2 separate regions of the Mus musculus genome follow, and region 2 is linked to region 1. The links are chromatin loops, found by intact Hi-C in ENCODE. Cell type or tissue: left cerebral cortex. All regions are shown on one strand. Each heading gives the region's core, and the rest is flanking DNA. Links, peaks and the distances in the headings are about the cores only. Region 1 holds the start of Tctex1d1 (Tctex1 domain containing 1). Region 2 holds the start of Mier1 (MEIR1 treanscription regulator).

The links. Hi-C counts contacts between places; a loop is a spot of excess contacts. Peaks named below come from ENCODE experiments on the same cell type or tissue, not always from the same donor. Only the 100,000 strongest peaks of a DNase experiment are listed, where the experiment ranks them.
Region 2: it touches region 1 in a loop (2.5-fold over the local background); 4 of 42 quality-filtered maps call a loop at or near these places.

The regions. Positions count from the first base shown.
Region 1 is chr4:102,983,142-102,991,475 of GRCm38, forward strand. Tctex1d1 (Tctex1 domain containing 1) reads left to right here and starts at 3,238. Exons shown (of 5, transcript NM_001163767.1): 1 at 3,238-3,445; 2 at 5,415-5,532. The coding sequence starts at 5,432. It overlaps Gm12709 (predicted gene 12709), which reads right to left and starts at 6,614. Exons shown (of 4, transcript NR_040444.1): 1 at 6,408-6,614; 2 at 788-976. In left cerebral cortex, for the core only: a CTCF peak has its summit at 3,962 (motif pointing right); a DNase peak (open chromatin) is centred at 3,982.
Region 2 is chr4:103,114,497-103,122,830 of GRCm38, forward strand. It overlaps Mier1 (MEIR1 treanscription regulator), which reads left to right and starts at 4,894. Exons shown (of 13, transcript NM_001039081.2): 1 at 4,894-5,013. The coding sequence starts at 5,005. In left cerebral cortex, for the core only: a CTCF peak has its summit at 5,004; DNase peaks (open chromatin) are centred at 223, 992, 4,574 and 4,915; H3K4me3 peaks cover 3,145 bases; H3K27ac peaks cover 1,941 bases.

The DNA.
Region 1 (8,334 bases), core at 165-8,164:
TAATTTATAATATATTTTTAATGTTTTCTGAAAGAAAAAGGAAGCATCTCTTTAAGGCTGTATTTTTGCTGCTCAGGCTGGTCATAAAGTCGTTAGTTATTTTGTGTAGCTTGGATCAAGAAGGACCCCACTGTACCCAGCAGCAAAATAAAACCTCTTAAGCTAGGCCCCCTTATCCTAAGACACACATCTGGGTACATGACTTTCCACTCTCTGTTTTTATCTACCCCACTGGGAAATCTGAACTTGACTTTTCACCTAAACAATTTATTAGAAGAGAGGTGGTAACATTCGCTGAGGTTTTAGCATCAGTCTCAGCTCTGCTTCCAGGAAGTTTCCAATAACAGGGTCTGGCAAGCCATGACCAAGCACCAAGTCTAGTCTGGAACACGGATGGCTATGGTTTCCCAGCTAGGAGCGGTTATTTCATAGCTGAAAACAAAATTTAAAAGAGTACAGTTTTGTGGCATGCAAATATTGATAGAAATCCAAATTTCACTGTCCATAAATTATGGATTGTAGAGCATGGCCTGCCTGCTCAATGCAGTGTCTCCAGCGGCTTTGCGATCGCAGCAGCAGCAGCGTCTACCCACAGCAGCAACAGAAAGCATAGGGCAGGCAAACCCCAAAGTCCCACTCTTGGACCTCTTCCAGAAATGTTGGTCAACATCTTCTCTACTAAACAGGTGCAGGCATCATCCCCATTTCCAAATAAAGAAACAGCAGCTCAAGCAGGTTGAGATGTTAAAACCACCAAGATAGCAAATAGAAAGAAGTCTTTTATTACCTGCATATTTTCATTGCACAGAAAGTGGCAAATCCGTGTGTAATTTGCACATGGCTCCCTTGTTCACTGAGATCTTGTGTTTTTCACGCATGAGTCCAGGCAGGCATTCATGCTGATGGTTTACTTGCTGGAACCTCACCCTCAGGTAGACATTGAACAGCATTTGCACAGATGCTGTCATCACTGGTCCTTAAAATGGAAACAGAAGGCACAAGGTTGAGTCACTTTCTCCAGCTAATGCGGCAAGCTATCTGGACATATTAGCTCCAAAGCTAGCAGCTCTACTGTGGGTTTGGGCAAAGAACAAAGACTAAACGGTCTTTCTTTTGCCTCAAAGCAAAGTTCTCACGATGCCACAGAACAAAAACCATGTGTGGACCCCACCATTCCCCACAGAACTGTATTGAAGGCACCCAGCACAGCAGGTCAGCCACACTATGTTGACTTCCCTGTGTTATTTACTCAAGATCCAGGGAGCCTCTAGTACCCGTCAGCTACTGTGTCATGTATTAGGCGTGCAGAATACCAGAGGGGTCTAGCGTAGAGATCACTGCTGTTCCAGCAAACTGAGAGCTACTTGGGAACTCCTTCACAGTCCACTGGGTATTTCAGTGAATGATGGAAAATGCAACCCTCGTGAACTTTGTGCAAACCTGCAAACCTGCTCAGGTAAACAAGCAGGGCCAAGTAAATTGACATGGACTAATTTATTCCAGGATTCCAAGCCATGAGCCTGTGCATCAGAAATTAGGTTGGGCTATCCTTTCTTTGGATCCCTGATGGGAAAGGCTAGGAGACAGAATACCAAAGGGATAGCATGTGTTATACTGAAGTTTGCATCGAGCTGAAATGCAGCGTAGTCCCAGAAAGAGAGAGAGACAGAGAGACAGAGACAGAGAGACAGAGAGAGTGAGAGAGAGACTTGGAGAAGATAAAATGTCACTTTCCAAGTGAAACCACAGGAAAATGTGACAGCCTCGATGTGCTTCTCAGACAAAATATATATATTGAATAGAGGAAATTCTATTTTACCTAAAGTTATTTCCATAAATGGGGAAATGATGGGGGTTTTTGTTTTTGTTTGTTGTTTGTTGTTTGTTTGTTTGTTTAAGACAAGCTAGCTTGTAACTCAATATGTTGATCAGACTGGCCTGGAATTTTCAGTAATCCTCACAACTGCCCCCTTAGCTCTGAGAAAAGAGCCACTATAGCCTTGGATTTTTGAGGGCTTTTAGTTCTTGTGTCTGACAGATGGTTTTAGAGAGGAAGCAGGTCTGGTACCTGGTACCATTTACACAGGCATAGTCCAGAAGGAAGGCAGAGAATGGGAAGCTGGAAAGCGTAAAGCAGGTAGAAAAAAGCATAGGAGAGCCTGTCTGGACTGCGAGTAAGGAAGCCCCGCCCCCACGCACTACAGACCACCAGCACTGCTGCCACCGCCCCATCCTCTCCTTGAATCTTGAATCCATACGCCTCCACCTCAGCCTCCCAAGCGTTGGGGTCGTAATTACACACTACGAATCCCAACACGAAAACATAAACCACAAAAGAAAACTAAAACTTTTTTGGTAAGTAGAACATCAACAAAATGAAGTATTTTCACAACGTATATAATAATATAGTTAGAGAACTGCTAGAATATCTATCCACAGGTATAGCGTTGCATGTTAACAATAAAAGGGGAAGCCAGTTTTAAATAGAGTCAGAGGAGATGGCAGTGCCCACAAGGGGAGTCTAAAGGCCAAGCAGAGTAAGAAGAGCTACACAAGCACACTGGAAAACCAGAGATGCGTAACTTAGAGCAAGGTGTCTTCTACACCCGTGCTGATAGCAAAATGCTGGCAGACAGAATAGCAAACATTGCTGAGGGCAGTGAGAATAAAAATAGATCCAGCTGTTTAGTGCACACATCATCTGGACATTAATAATATATAAATAAATAAAATAAAAATAAAACATTAAGTTCTGTAGAGGCAGACAGCTTAATTCCTTTCATATCTCCTAGTATGACATCTCAAAGACAGAACAGCACCTGCGCACAAAACTGTCCTTCATGGACTATTTTGATCAGTGAGTGAGCAGTTATTATTGCATTATGTGAATTCTTAAGTAATTAAGTCTTTTTTGCTCTAAAATAAATTCTGCTTACAAGTCCATTATATAGTAAGTCCGGAGTGACTTGTAAGATGAATTTACAACCTAGGAAAAGTGTTTATTCAAGTGTTTGGTACAAAGCAAGCTTTATTTTAGCTTTCTTATTGAAAAAGTCCATTTGCATCTATTCCAAAAACGAAAGGAAGGGAGAAGAAGGAAGGAAGAACAAGGAGGAGAGTAAGGGTTTCCTCTGCACTGGAAATATGGCAGGGCTGGCCACACCCCTCGTTAATGACGTCACAGTCATGTGACATAGCCAGGCCTCAAACACATCCAGCATCACCTCTCCTGATTGCAGTGTGGCTTTGAAACCATGCCTCCTTCAGGCCCTGCAGGAGATGTCTATCGTCTGGCCTTGACCATCAGTTCCGTTCCTCTCAGATGAACAGTAGCCCACCACGTCAAGAGCTGGCCCTGCGCTTTTACCCACACCTATGATTGTTCTGCCAGTCTCCTGTGCTAGGTTTTACATCTGTCAGTCCAGGGCTTGACTGTTCATGGGAGGTAGGTATATTCTGTGTCCTTCGAAAAACACCCTTACTCTTGGGGAAAAAAAAAAAGCTTCCCACAAGACGATACCTTCTACTGTTTTCTCATTTCTTTAATTTGTGAAGGTTTTCAACTTCTGTTTCCACTATAGCCTTCTAAAAAGATAGGCCAATTGGGATAAGATATCATGAAACTGCATGACTTCCACAAAGACGCACCATTTACTGCTAGGAAATGAGCTGGCATGCTTTAGGTTTTAAACATAATCAGAAGGGGAAAAAAAATCCATAGATAGTCTTAGTCCCCAGTTAAGCAAGTCTCTGTATATTGTATCTTTCTCTATATATCATATTCCAGGAGCATATTTAATTTTAAATGCATCTTTTGTGTGACCATCACTCTGGACTCTGACACATCATAGGCCATAAATTTTTGTTTAAAAGCTTTTTTAAAAATTAAAAAAAAACAAAAACAAAAAAACCCACAGAACCTATAGCCTTCTTTTCTCTGTGCACTGCAATGTCTATCTATCCACTAGAGGGCAGCACATGACTTTAATGACGCGCTTCCCCATCCTTCCTGAAGGCCCTCTTATGGACATGGGTGGCCACCAGTTACAAAGCCCAGGAATTTATGTTTGTTCTCAACAGTAACTCTTATTTCAAGAAACCTGAATACAATTCTGTCCTCAAAAGTAGCTCATGTACTTCCAAGCACAGCCTGGATTTTTACATGAAACTATACATATTTTGATTTTAAAATACCTTTATATAAGATATACTTCTCTTTTCTCTTTTCCCCTACTGTGAATGTGTTTGTTGAATGCTTACACCAGTTTTTAGATCAGATTCTCAGCACATGCCTGATGCCAGTACTTGAGGAACAAAGGTGGGGAGGATCACAGAGAGTTGGAGGCCAGCCTCGTCTACCGAGCAAACCCCAAGCCAGTCAGCACTGCACAGCAAGACACTGTCTCAATTAATTAAGATAAGATTGACTGCAGCATTCTCTAGGCAATGAGACTAGGTGTCGGAAAGGATTAGCTCGGCAGGTTGGATCACAGAACTGGACTTCATCCACTTGTAGTGTTGGGACATGTAGCCAATATGTTTATTGTATTTATGCCTGCAGTTGAAAGCTTAAATGCATTTAATAAGCAGATCACGTGCTTGTCTTTAGCAATACAAATGCCTCGAGCCTCTTTGTGTAAGCCAGTGTTCTGGACTTCATTGATAAGCCCATGCTTTTAAAATATAGGAACTCCTCAATTTCTAAAAACTGTACCAAGGGGCTAGAGGGATAACTCAGTGCAAGAAACACTGGCTGCTCTTTCAAAGAACCAGGGTTTGCTTCCCAGCACCTATAAGGCAGCTCACAGCCCCAAGTGATCTGACACCCTCTTCTGGCCTCTGTGGGCACCAAGAGTTCGCATGACTCACACAGACATACCTGTAGACTAAAGATCCAGCTACCAAAAATAAAAATAACACAGAAAATAAAAGTAAAAGGAAAATATAACTAGCCCATATTATACTTCCATGTTTCTTGCTCATGCTGCAACCACTGTTAATACCTCTTAAGTCACCCATCACTCAAGTGAGGAATATATTTTAAATTTTCTGTATTCTCTTTCTTTTCTTTTTTTTTTCTGGGTTTCTCTGCATAGCCCTGGCTGTCCTGGAACTCACTCTGTAGACCAGACTGGCCTTGAACTCAAAAATCCTCCTGCCTCTGCCTCCCAAGTGCTAGGATTAAAGGCATGTGCCACCACTGCCTGGCTCCATATTCTCTTCCAGCTCTCCATGTCCAGTCTCTCACATGCTAACCTATAACTATCAGACCTTGGCTCTTTAGGATGAGTAAGGGGCTTGCTTAGCCTCAGGGAAGCCCTACCTCCTATCCTTGAGTTATTTCCTTTTCTGTTGCTGTGCTAAAACACCTTGATCTTATAGAAGGGCAGGTTTATCTGAGTTTGTGGTTCCAGAGGGGTAACTATCCATCATGGCACAGACACATGGGAGCAAGCAGCAGGCACAGCGGCTGGAGCAGGGTGCTGAAAGCTTACGTCATGGAGCACAGGCACAGAGCAGAGAGAACAACGTGTGAGTATGGCCTTAGCTCTCAAAGTCCCATCAGCAGTGACAGGCCTCCTCCACCAAAGGCCAGACCTCCTCAACCTCCCCCTAACACTGCCACCAGCTGGGGGCCAGAGGTTCGAATGCCTCTGAGCAACATTCTCATTCAACACACTACAGTCTTCAATCTGGAAAAGAAACAAACATAAACACGAAGCTCAAAAGTAAAAAAGAATCAGGCTGGAGAAATGGAGCACGCACTGGTCTGCCAGAAGAGCCAAACTCAGTTCCCAGCACCCACATCAGCTCACAGCCACCTTCCACTGCCGTTTTAGTGGGACCCAATGTCTCCGGCTTCCATGGTCACCTGAGGACATGCACACACACATACATACATACACAAACACCACTTTAAAAATTATAAAGTTAAACTTTAAAAAAAAAAAGCTTCCTGAAGTTGTAGTCCACTGGAGACATGGTCAGCCTTGAAAAGGCAAAAAGAAAGCAAGAGGTTACCCAGGCATTTTCCTCTCTGTGATCAAGGCAGCCAGGCTTCTAGTAAAGCAGCTAGGGTCTTCGCTAGGCCTCATCTCCCCCAACAAAACTGACAGCAAGCTCCCTTCACACAGCTGACCCCACTGATCTTCTAGTGGAGTCTGTTTCAACAGTGTCTATCAGTAACATCTAATGTTCCTGGTAATACCATTTTAAAACAAATACAAAACAGTCTCCTAAGCCAAATGGAATTTTTTTCCTACATAAAAGAAGGGCAGTTCAGAGACCTAGGCCACTGCTGTTCTTATCCAGTCTAGGAATCAAGCAGCCTCTGGGATCCTGCCCTCCTCCGTCACTCATTTTAGTCATGGAGGAAACTGAAGACCAGCTCCTACTGGTTAACTTACGTTTGTCGGTTTGGGGTTTTCTTGTGTTGTTTTGTTCTGAGAAATCGTTCTCAAATTCCTACCCAGTCAGTGCTGGCTGCATCACACTGGTTTGTAAGCCACAGAACTTCAGCTGCACAAAAAGGGACCAAGAATTTGCCGTTCTTTTAGTCAGAAATGTTCCCACCATTTAGGGCTCTGTTACCAAGAAAGGAGATGAGCAACACTGGAAAGAAACTGACAATGCCTACCACATGTTAATTCAAAGTTCCCTGATAATAGTGACATACTGGGAGCAATTTAAATGGTCTGGAGAAGAAATGGTTAAGGGAAATGCAAAATGTTTGTATATTAAGCTAATATTTTAACTCTGACTAAGATGCAGTGTCAAGCAAAATAGGATTATGAATGTAAAATCAAATATCTGAAAACCTTCTTTTAATACTAACAGTCATTACCTAAGCACTCTGGTTAGTAAGGTAATTTTACTCTGCACCTTTCCATGTGTTTTGCATGTTTTACAAAGAGCATACAGTATTTACATGATTACCGTGCAAAGAAAAAGACACTAGAGGCTTGGGAGAAGCCCAGCAGGTAAAGCCCTTGCTACACAAGTGTAAGAACTGGGGTAAGCCAGATGGATGTGAGAACTACCTTGTAACACCAGGGGACCGGCAGGGAAAGCAAAGAAGAGGGACGCCCAGAACAAGCTGGCTAGCCAGCCTGGATGACTCAGGAGGCTTCAGCAAGGTGGAGAGGATCAAGAATGACAGCTGACATCAACCTCTGGCTTCTACATGCATCTGCATGCACACACCCACACACAAACACACGCTTATACCTACACATTTATACACTCACACATTCAAATACACACTTATGCACACACACATACGCCTATACATATACACAGTTACACACTCACAAATACATACAGATGCAAAACAAGACTCCGAGAAACCATCTTTAACAATTCAAAAACAGACCAGCCTCTAAAACTTCTAATCTATACGTCAGACTTCAACCCCTGGTTTTTGAAAGTTCCCCAGTAGACGTCATTTTCATACCAATAATAGCACAGGGTGCACTGGCTAGTAGACTTTAATGACCCTAAGAACAGTAGCAAGAGTGGTTGTTCCCTTTGTATTTTAAAGCCAGCTGATATGAACTGTGCATCAACTCTGTTTCCTGTGAATTTTCAGTATGATACCAGAAGACAGCAAAGGCTTACGCCAATGCCTCGTGCATGCTGCACACTGCACACACGTATATCTGAATCGCAGCCACAACTTCCACTAGTCATTGCCCCCTTCTTATTCTGTCTGCTGTAAGCACACATTAAGCTTTTCTACTGCCAGATAGATGAAATATTTGAAATCAAAGACAGCCTTCCCTACAGGTGTGACAGTAAGTCCTTGGCCTCGTTTCTTCTTCTCTCTAAAATGGAGAGAATGATGACTTCTTTACAGCATCAAAGGACGTTGAAAAGATCAAATAAAACAGCTGAGAGGAGGTATTTTGAGATGCACATGAGTAACGCTAGGTACATAGACTCGTCACAGAGTCACAAGCTTCTGCACACGTGTGGTCGGGTTTCATAGGCAGAAGCCGACTATCATCTCTGGTGCTGCCCACAACACCTGTAGCCACAATGGCCTAACTGGTTGGCTGCTACTTCAAACACAGCAGGAAACTGAGAAAAGCAGGTGTTAGAAGGAAGAGGGTGGAATCACCCCCACAAAGATGCATCCTGACAAAGGCAGCCAGAATGGTACCATGCTCTTGGATATTGTGAGTGAACTGGAATTTGTCCCCAAAACTATATTTTACTAAAGGACTTTTAAAAATAGAGGAATGTGATTTTTCTCAAAGTGTCAGGTTGCAGATCCCACTAATGTCAAACATCTGCAAACTAAATATTTTAAACTTCTCACAGACAGAAAAAGAA
Region 2 (8,334 bases), core at 155-8,154, 130 kb after region 1:
AGGCGGCGGCAGCAGCGGCGGCTGTAAGTGCAGCCTCCACAGACCATCTTACCCATCCTTCGATCGGGAACCGGGGCCCCAGGGGCGCTCGCAGTCTCCTTTTCCCCACTTCCCCTCCCCCCACGGGAGAGCGCCGCCCGGAAGACTCCTAACTTCCGGGGCGGGGCTGCCCGAGTGTACCGGGAGGGCTGGCGGCTTGGAGGCGCTGCCGTCTGGCGCGCATGCGTAGTTTCCGCCCCGCCCCTCCCCGGTCTTTCGGCCTTCGCGGTGGCGGCGGCGGCGCCCAATCTTCGCCGCTTCCGCGGCGCGCCGGGATTACGCTGCGGAGTGAGTTTGCGGGGCGGGCAGGCCAGCTCCCGCCCTTTTCGGTCGGCCCTCGCTCCGCGGCAGGGGTGTGGCTTCCTGGCCACTCCCCCGTGGCTCCACCTCTGTGCCCCTGATTTCTCTAGCTGTCCAGCCAGTTGAGGTTGGCTCTCTTAGCAGAGCATCCCTTGAGGTGATAGGCGCAACCTGGGTCAACCTGCCGTTGTCGGAGGGAGCTAGAGGGGCGAGAGACTCAGAGACAGCATTGCAGGGAACCAGCCGCTCCCAGTGCCTATCTCCCCCGCGAGTGGCCTTATTCTTTTAGCTTGTAATGTAGATGCTTGCTGGCCTGGTTCCCATCTCTGGTCCTTGCATGTTGTGTGACCTTGGGCAAGTCTCTTCCCCCACTCCCGGGGAGGGCTTCAGTTTTTCTATTAAACCTCAATTTTTGTAATTTTGCAGAAGACCTTAGGCAATTTTAAGACCAGCTAGGTTTCTAAGACCGCTTAACGGAGATGACCCGGAATTGACTAGACTTTTCTCAAATCATGGGTGAAATACAGAAATGTAATTATTGGGTTCTTTGTAATCTTTAGCATTGCTTATAAATTGCAGGACTCAATCTTTGTTTCATTTTGCTGAAATTCCCACGGGGCGGTTGACCTGGTTCTGGGACATCTTTTGAAAATGTGAGACTGAGTGAGCTTGAGGTAACTGTCTCTGTCTCTTTGCTACTGAGGCTTTCTTTCCTTTAATCCAGATGGTGTGGTGGCTCGATTCTCCCAGTGCCTGGCTGAGTTTCGGACGTGGTTAAGAACCAACTGGTTGAGGTTCAATGCAGACAAGACGGATGTGATGCTGGTAGGCAAGGGCACGACTGGAGATGAAGGGAGGGCAAAGGCAAGCTCCCTCATGTAATAAAAACATGATTATTGTCTGTGCTGGTGTTGTAGGCGTGCTAATGGCCAACCCTTCCAAGACTTTGGGTGATATAAAAGTGACATCAGCAACGTTAAGATTTATAACTAGTTTGCAAATATTGATAAGATGATAAAATAAGGCCACTGGATGAAATTATATGAAAAAGATTATGAAAGGAACCCAAACTATCCTTTGAAGGGTCAAATTTCTCTACGTGTTTTAGGATGGCATTAATAAAAGAACAAAGGAAAAGATAATTTCTGTTGGTTGTGGAGCCTCCATATGTAATGTGCTGCTGTGCTTTGCATCCTGTAGTCCTGCCCACTAAAGTCAAGATAAGTTCAGAGGTCATTGAAGAAGAACACCATTCTAGGTACTTTGTCTTCACACATACAGTGTAGGCTGTATTTCCTAAGAAAAGTTTTAGGAAGGAGTTCAGAAAATAGTTTTCAAAGAGGACTCGTGGACTTGAAAATGTTACATGTATTTCTTGATGTACTTTGAGAGCTACTCTTTGAGTTGCATAAACAGATATGCCTAGAAGTCACAGACATATTACTAGTTTTTGAATCAGGTGTTGGTGCTGAATAAAAGGTTGTATATCTTAGGCAAATGTAAGTTGTCAAGGTAGTTTTTGTTGGTTGAAGTACTAATTGAAGTCTAATTGTGATCCTAAGTATATTTGTTAGCAACTAGATATCTCGGGAGAGTGTGTGTGTGTGTATTTGTGAGTGCATGCATGTGTGTGCATCGTGCATGCATACACATACATGCACTGTCATACATATGTCCCTTATAGCTACTGTAAGTTGTTTAATAACTTTTTTATAGTATTGGAGCTTGAACCCAGGGCCTCATATGCTAGGCAAGTATTTTACCACTGAGTTCTACCCCAAGCCCTCATTTTATGTTTGCATTGAGAATTCAGTAATTGCCATGAAAAAAAAATACACTACTGGAGAGAATAGTTGTGAGTAGCTTAACGTGGTAAAAATTAATATTAATTTTCCTCAAAATAAGGAGGCTTCTTAGGTTTAATTAGGCCTAATCTAGTATTCCCTTTTTTTCTTTGTTTTTAGAAACCAAAAACCTTGCATAAAAGTTGGAATTAGCTACAATTTTATTTTTTAGTTTAACTCATTTTAATATAGAACTCTAACAGACTCAACTACATTGGATATTAGTGGATGTCACATTAATAAATTCTAATGATTTTGATCAGGTTATTGGTGAATTTTTCCTACGCATTTACTCTGCCATGTCCTGCTTTCAGATACATGTTTTTTGTTTGTTTTCTTTTCTTTTTTGTGAGCCCAAGAATAAATTTTGGCTGATTACATCTGAATACAAAGAGAATGCCTCGTGGACTTAGGCAGAGTACTGAAGAACTGGAGTGATGGGTGAAATGGATGGAGAAGTCACTTCTAGCTTTGCAGGCAGGGGAGAATGAGCCAAGCATCTGGACTGTGTGTGAAAAGAGTAGGTAGCCTCTTCAAGAGGTGTAGTGAGTCTCTGGAAGCCTGTACACACAGTCTGGCAGAAAAGCTTGGCAGCAGGACTTCCTGACAGATCTTACCTGACTGAGGATGGCAAGCCCTACTTAACCAAGATAGGGCTAGTGAATTGCTACACATACCAAGGGGGTAAGGAAGGGTTTCCAGAAGGACATAGCTTTTCTGAAGGTGGCTTCTTAGACTCTGAACAATGGGACTGTGGAGAGAATGAAATGCAAGTATACTGAGCTCAATAGTAATGTGTTACGTGTGACCTACAGGATTAAAGCTATTTCTCCTCATCGCTAGAATGTCTAGGAAACACCCCAGAACACTTTATTTTTCTAACAGGGAATATGTAGAGGGAATTTTCCCCTACAGAGGATAATGCCATTTGATGGTAATAATATTGATTGGAAATATCAATCAGTTTAAAGGCATTTAACAATAAGTGCCTGATTTTCTGACTTTGAGGGCTCACTCAGTAAGTAGTTAAGGAATCTTGAGTCTGCTCTTTACCATAGTTGAAATTTTTATTAATGTTTTAACTGAAGAATCAAAGACTCAATAGACTAAAGCAACTTGAACTATAATACTAAAATTCAGCAATACTCCAGTTTTCCCTTCAGTGGCCAGCAATAATCCACATATATTTACCTTGCATATTTTAGTGCAAACTGCCCCCTGAACCCTTTATTATTTTTAACCTGTGCCCACATACATCCATTAGTTTTTGTCTTCAGGGTTTTTTTTGTTTGTTTGTTTTTTTGTTTTTTCATCCAGTGAGAACTATTTGGATAAGAGCTGACATTTTAAAAAGTCCAAGGTAGTCCCTTAACTTAATATAACTGTATCAGTGCTAAAATATTTATTTCCCTCCAAGAATTTGTGGGGGGAGGAAGCTTATATAATCTTTAAAATAAAGTGAAAATACTATAACAAGTGCAGTAAATGGTAAGAATTGTTTGTAGATTTGGGAACCTTAAAAGTTTTCCTTTCTCTTCTTTCCCTTGCTTTTCTTTCAGTAGAAAATGTGCATCAGATGTTTATGTTTAATTGGTTTACAGACTGTCTCTGGATTCTTTTCCTGTCAAATTACAAGGTAATGTCCTTTCACTTAGCAGCTACTTCGTATACCTATACATGCAGTTTATTCATGCACAAATTGTTATTGGGCTTAAGACTTTCAAGTTCATGTCCAGTGTTAAGAAATGGGAAAAGGCTTGATGGAATCTAGAATTTTAAGGAAATAGAAATCATTTCAGAAATCAGCATTCTCCCAAGTGCATTATAAGTATGATGTTTAAGAAAGTTGTATGTACACATTTGTGCAATGATTTTTTTAACCATGGTATATTCCTCAGAGGTAATGAGTATCATTTAACTGATTGATTTTTGGTAGTCATTTTTGAAAAACTTAATCATGTCGGAAAAAACGCTGGCCTTTAACAACAACAAAAAAAAAGCTTTTAAACTTACTGCCCATTTTAATATCTGCCTAAATTATCTACTTTAGGGAACCAGATAAATCATTGGCCCTGGCCATTATCAGTATGGACCTCAAGGCCAGTTAGCAGTGCATTAAAACAAACTTTCTACTTGCAAGTATTTTAGGCATTGCAAATATGTACGTTCTGTCTCCGTGCAGTCAAGTAGGCATATCCATAGAAGAGCATTACTTTACATTTGAAACTTTTGTATATTTGTGCAAAAATTCATCCGTGGCAGAGCTGTGTTGCTCCTGGCATCACAAAAAGTGAGGAAAATGTAATGTTCTCTACTCTTCATCTTTGCGCTGGGCCAATTTGGGGGAGTTGGAGTTTTCTTGCTAGGAATCACCAGGGGAAGTATTTGTCAGAGCGTTTCGTGTTGCTGTCGCGCCCAGGCAACATCTCTTTCCCAGCAAAAGCACTTCAGAAGTGACCGACCGGTAGAATAGGAGGTTTTTTTCTCCTGCAAAGTGAGTACCCTGAGGGGACCTCTCCGGACCTCGCGCGCGGACTGCCCCGGGCTCGCCCGGGCCCGCCCCTCGCGCGCTCCCCCGGGACGGCGGCCGCGGGATCGCGCGCTCCCTGCTCCGCGCGCGCCCGCTGGCCTCTCCCCTCCCGTCCCGCCGAGCGGGGCGCCGCGAGGGGGCGGAGCGGGGTGTGGTGGCGCGCTCGGGCGGCTCCTGCGCGTTCCCGCCGAAGCGGCGGCGGAGAAGGCAGCGGGAGCCCCGCGGCCCAGGCGCACATCCGGGTTCTGGCCGCGACCCGCCGCGGCGATGTGACCCGGTGGCGCGGCCAACATGGCGGAGGTAAGAACGAGCGCCCCTCCCCGGCGGGGCCTCGGTGGAGGGCTGCGGGCGGGAGGCGCGGGCCTGCCGGGGCCGGGCCTGCGGCGCCGCTGCCCACCTGTTGTCCGGCCCGGCCGCTCGGCTGGGCTTCCCGAAACTAAGTTGGGCGCGGAGGCGCCGTCGGACTTGAGGCAGTTGGGAGGCGGCCGCTGCGGGAGGAGCGGGCGAGGGCGCCCGTCCGGAAGCCGCCCAGGGCGCAACTTCGCCGGCCGGCGCGGCCCGCGGACTCCTCTCTGCCTGCTCCCGCGAACTTTCTTCCCTCGCGAGCCCAGAAGTCGCTGCTCCCGCCAGCCCGCGTCACCCCCGCCAGCCCGCGTCACCCCCGCCAGCCCGCGACTGCTGACCTGCCGTCTAGGCAGGGGGCGAGCAGGCTGACACACCTTGGGTTAGTTTAGTAGTTTTCCTGATAGTGGAGAGGTGAGCAGGAGAAATTAACCCAGTAGGCCCTATCCAGCTTGGGACTCTTCCCCCTGGCCGAACCTCCAAGTTTCTTTTCCACGCTATAGCTCCTGAACCAACTAGGCTAAAAACTTACAAATCAAAGGTGCCTGTAATTATTTACCTTTTATTTTGCTCTTCTTAGAGAAAACTTTTCTTGTTTCTCTTGTCCCTCTGCTGTAGGATAGAACCCAAGGTTCTTGTCAAGGCAGATAAGCAAGCGCTCTACTACGAGCCACATCCCCCCCTCCCCCCCAGCCTTAGCTTCATTTCCTAGTAAACAAGTTCCTTTGGTTAGTGTTCTCAGATGGGTAGGCAAGCAAGTTGCTTTAGGTGTAATTAGATCTTAGAATGTGCTGTAGGAAATTTTAATATTTTGTCTGGTTTTAAGCCATCGGTCCTGTGGTTTGTTTAATTTTTAGTCGGTGAATTTCGTTACTGTTTGTTCCCCCTGAGTTCATATTGTTATATTTGGACTTAATGGGATCTCTCTTGAGGCAAATCTTGTAAACACTTGATTAATAAAGCAGTAAGATTGCTAAACATCTTCATGTTTTTCTGTCGAGAGCACCCAAAAATAGATTGAGGAAGTATTTGATTTTATTTACCACTTAGCTCTCAGTTTTCAACTCCTTCATTTGCTAAATGAAGCAGAGAAGTAGAGAGTGACTACTTTTGTTTATACATAATATCTGTAAGCCTTGGGCTACAGAAACATAAGATGTGCCTTTCCTGTACCAGTCAAGCTTCCTGGAGTGTTAACTTGTTCTTCTGTTATACAGTGACCTTTAGGTTGATGTTCTGAAATTTTAAATGTTATTTATTTATTTGCTACTAAAAGAAGAGGAGCTTTCCTGGAAGCTGGACTGTTTGCTGCCAGTATTGAGAAGACTTGATATTACTTAGCGCTAAAACGCATTAGTTGTGTTTTCAGGTGGTTTTTTTCCTATTCATAGTCAAAGAATTGCAAGACATGAGTAGTGGTCGCATTACTTTTACTTGACATAGATATGCCTGGGTGTGATCCACCAGCCTTTCTTCCCTGGGCTCCTGTGCTACAAGAGGAAGTAGAGTGTATAGATGGCTTTTCAGGCATCTTATCAGCTAACCTTCCCTGGGCTCCCGTTTGCTGAAAATCTACAGGATATATGTAGTATTTGCTACACTGCTGTGCTGTGGCCTCAGGTCTATGTGGTTGGACAGTCACACTCCGTGGCACGTTATTGATACGAAAACACGGAAACCTAAAGAAACGTCACCAAAAAAACTGAGTGCCAGCATGCAGTGTTTTGTTATAGAAATGAAAAGTGGCTGCATTCATGTGAGAATGGGAGAAGTGTGCCCACCTTGGCCACTATCTTGTTCTCTAGTGTAAGCTGCTCTTCTTAGGTATCCCATCATGTGGAGAGGGAAGACTTGGGGCTTGCAGGAACAGGTGGATGGGTCAATCTTAGGAACTTGACTTTCATTTTCATTGCATTGTTTAATGACCTGGTATATATTTTATATTCTTAAATTGCCTATAGGTTGCCCTTTGCTTTGACTGTGTAGGATACAACCCAAGGGTCTCATAAACTTAGAGGAGTAAAGGAATTTTACATGTCAACAAAAATATCCTAAAATAGGTGAAGAGAAAAGTAAATTTATAATTTTCCTTGTCTCAGTTTTTTAATAATTGAGGGTTTTTTTTTTTTAACAGTAATCCTGGAAAAAAAATGGTGGCGAGATGATTGGTTAACAATGTTTTACCTCCGTATAGACTTTTCATGGGGTTATTGTTTATGATGTATGCAGCAAACATTTGCATTCTGAACTGTTGTGCTTTTGAGTAAGAGGAGCTGGGGCAGTGTCCATTTATTTTTAAATGTAGGGGACTTGACACTCACTAAAGAAGTGAGGCTTCGGACCACATCTTAAGTATTCTGCTCTCCCCTCTTCCGAGAATGCGCCTGACCCTATTTTTCCAAGAAAAGTACTTGATTTGTGAACTATAACTGGCATTAAATATGATTGGAGTTGGTAGCAGTTCATTTTTATACGGATCTTTGTCATCTTCGTGAACTCATATAGGAAGAATACATTTAGTGGTTCTTCAATTTTGGTAACATTAAATGAATTTGTTGTACACAGAAGAGTTAGTACATGTTCCCCTTCGTAGTTCTTTCGTAATATTTCTCAGCTTATTATCCCTTAAGATTACATACTGTAAGGTTATTGAAGCAGGCTCTCATAGTTACACTAAAGGGAGGAAAGTACAAAGAAGTCACAGTTTTACAAAGTCAGCGAGGAGGAAAAAATAAGGGGAAGAAATAGTTGATCCTTAGGGCTTTTTAAGGAGTGTGGTGCAGGGACCTTTGGGAACAAAGAATTTTGTCATTTAAATTTCAGAGTATGTAAACATAGATGGATGCTAAAAGAAAAAAAAAGCCACAGTACAATTTAAGATCTTTTTCACCTGAACTTCACATCGCTAACAAAATATTTAAATGGACTTCCTTAATGTATTGGTTTACAGTACATATTTTCAACAATAATAATTTACATATATCACATCCATCCAGCTTTCACTCACGCGCACACACACACAAAACCCATATTCTTTGCTTAGCATTATTTGAATTTACTTGGATTTTGTTTTGTGTGTTTTTAAGGAATTGGATGGAGTTGTTTCTCTTCAGGGTTAGTTTCCCCTCTTTAATAGCAGTGAATTAAAACTGTAAACAGTTGTCTATAGTGGTGATGAGTTTCATTTTCATTGTTTATTATTTGTTCCTCAAAACTATCCACAATAGGAACTCCAGTGATGTCTGAGTTTTAAAATACTTAATTTGGTGGGACTAAGAG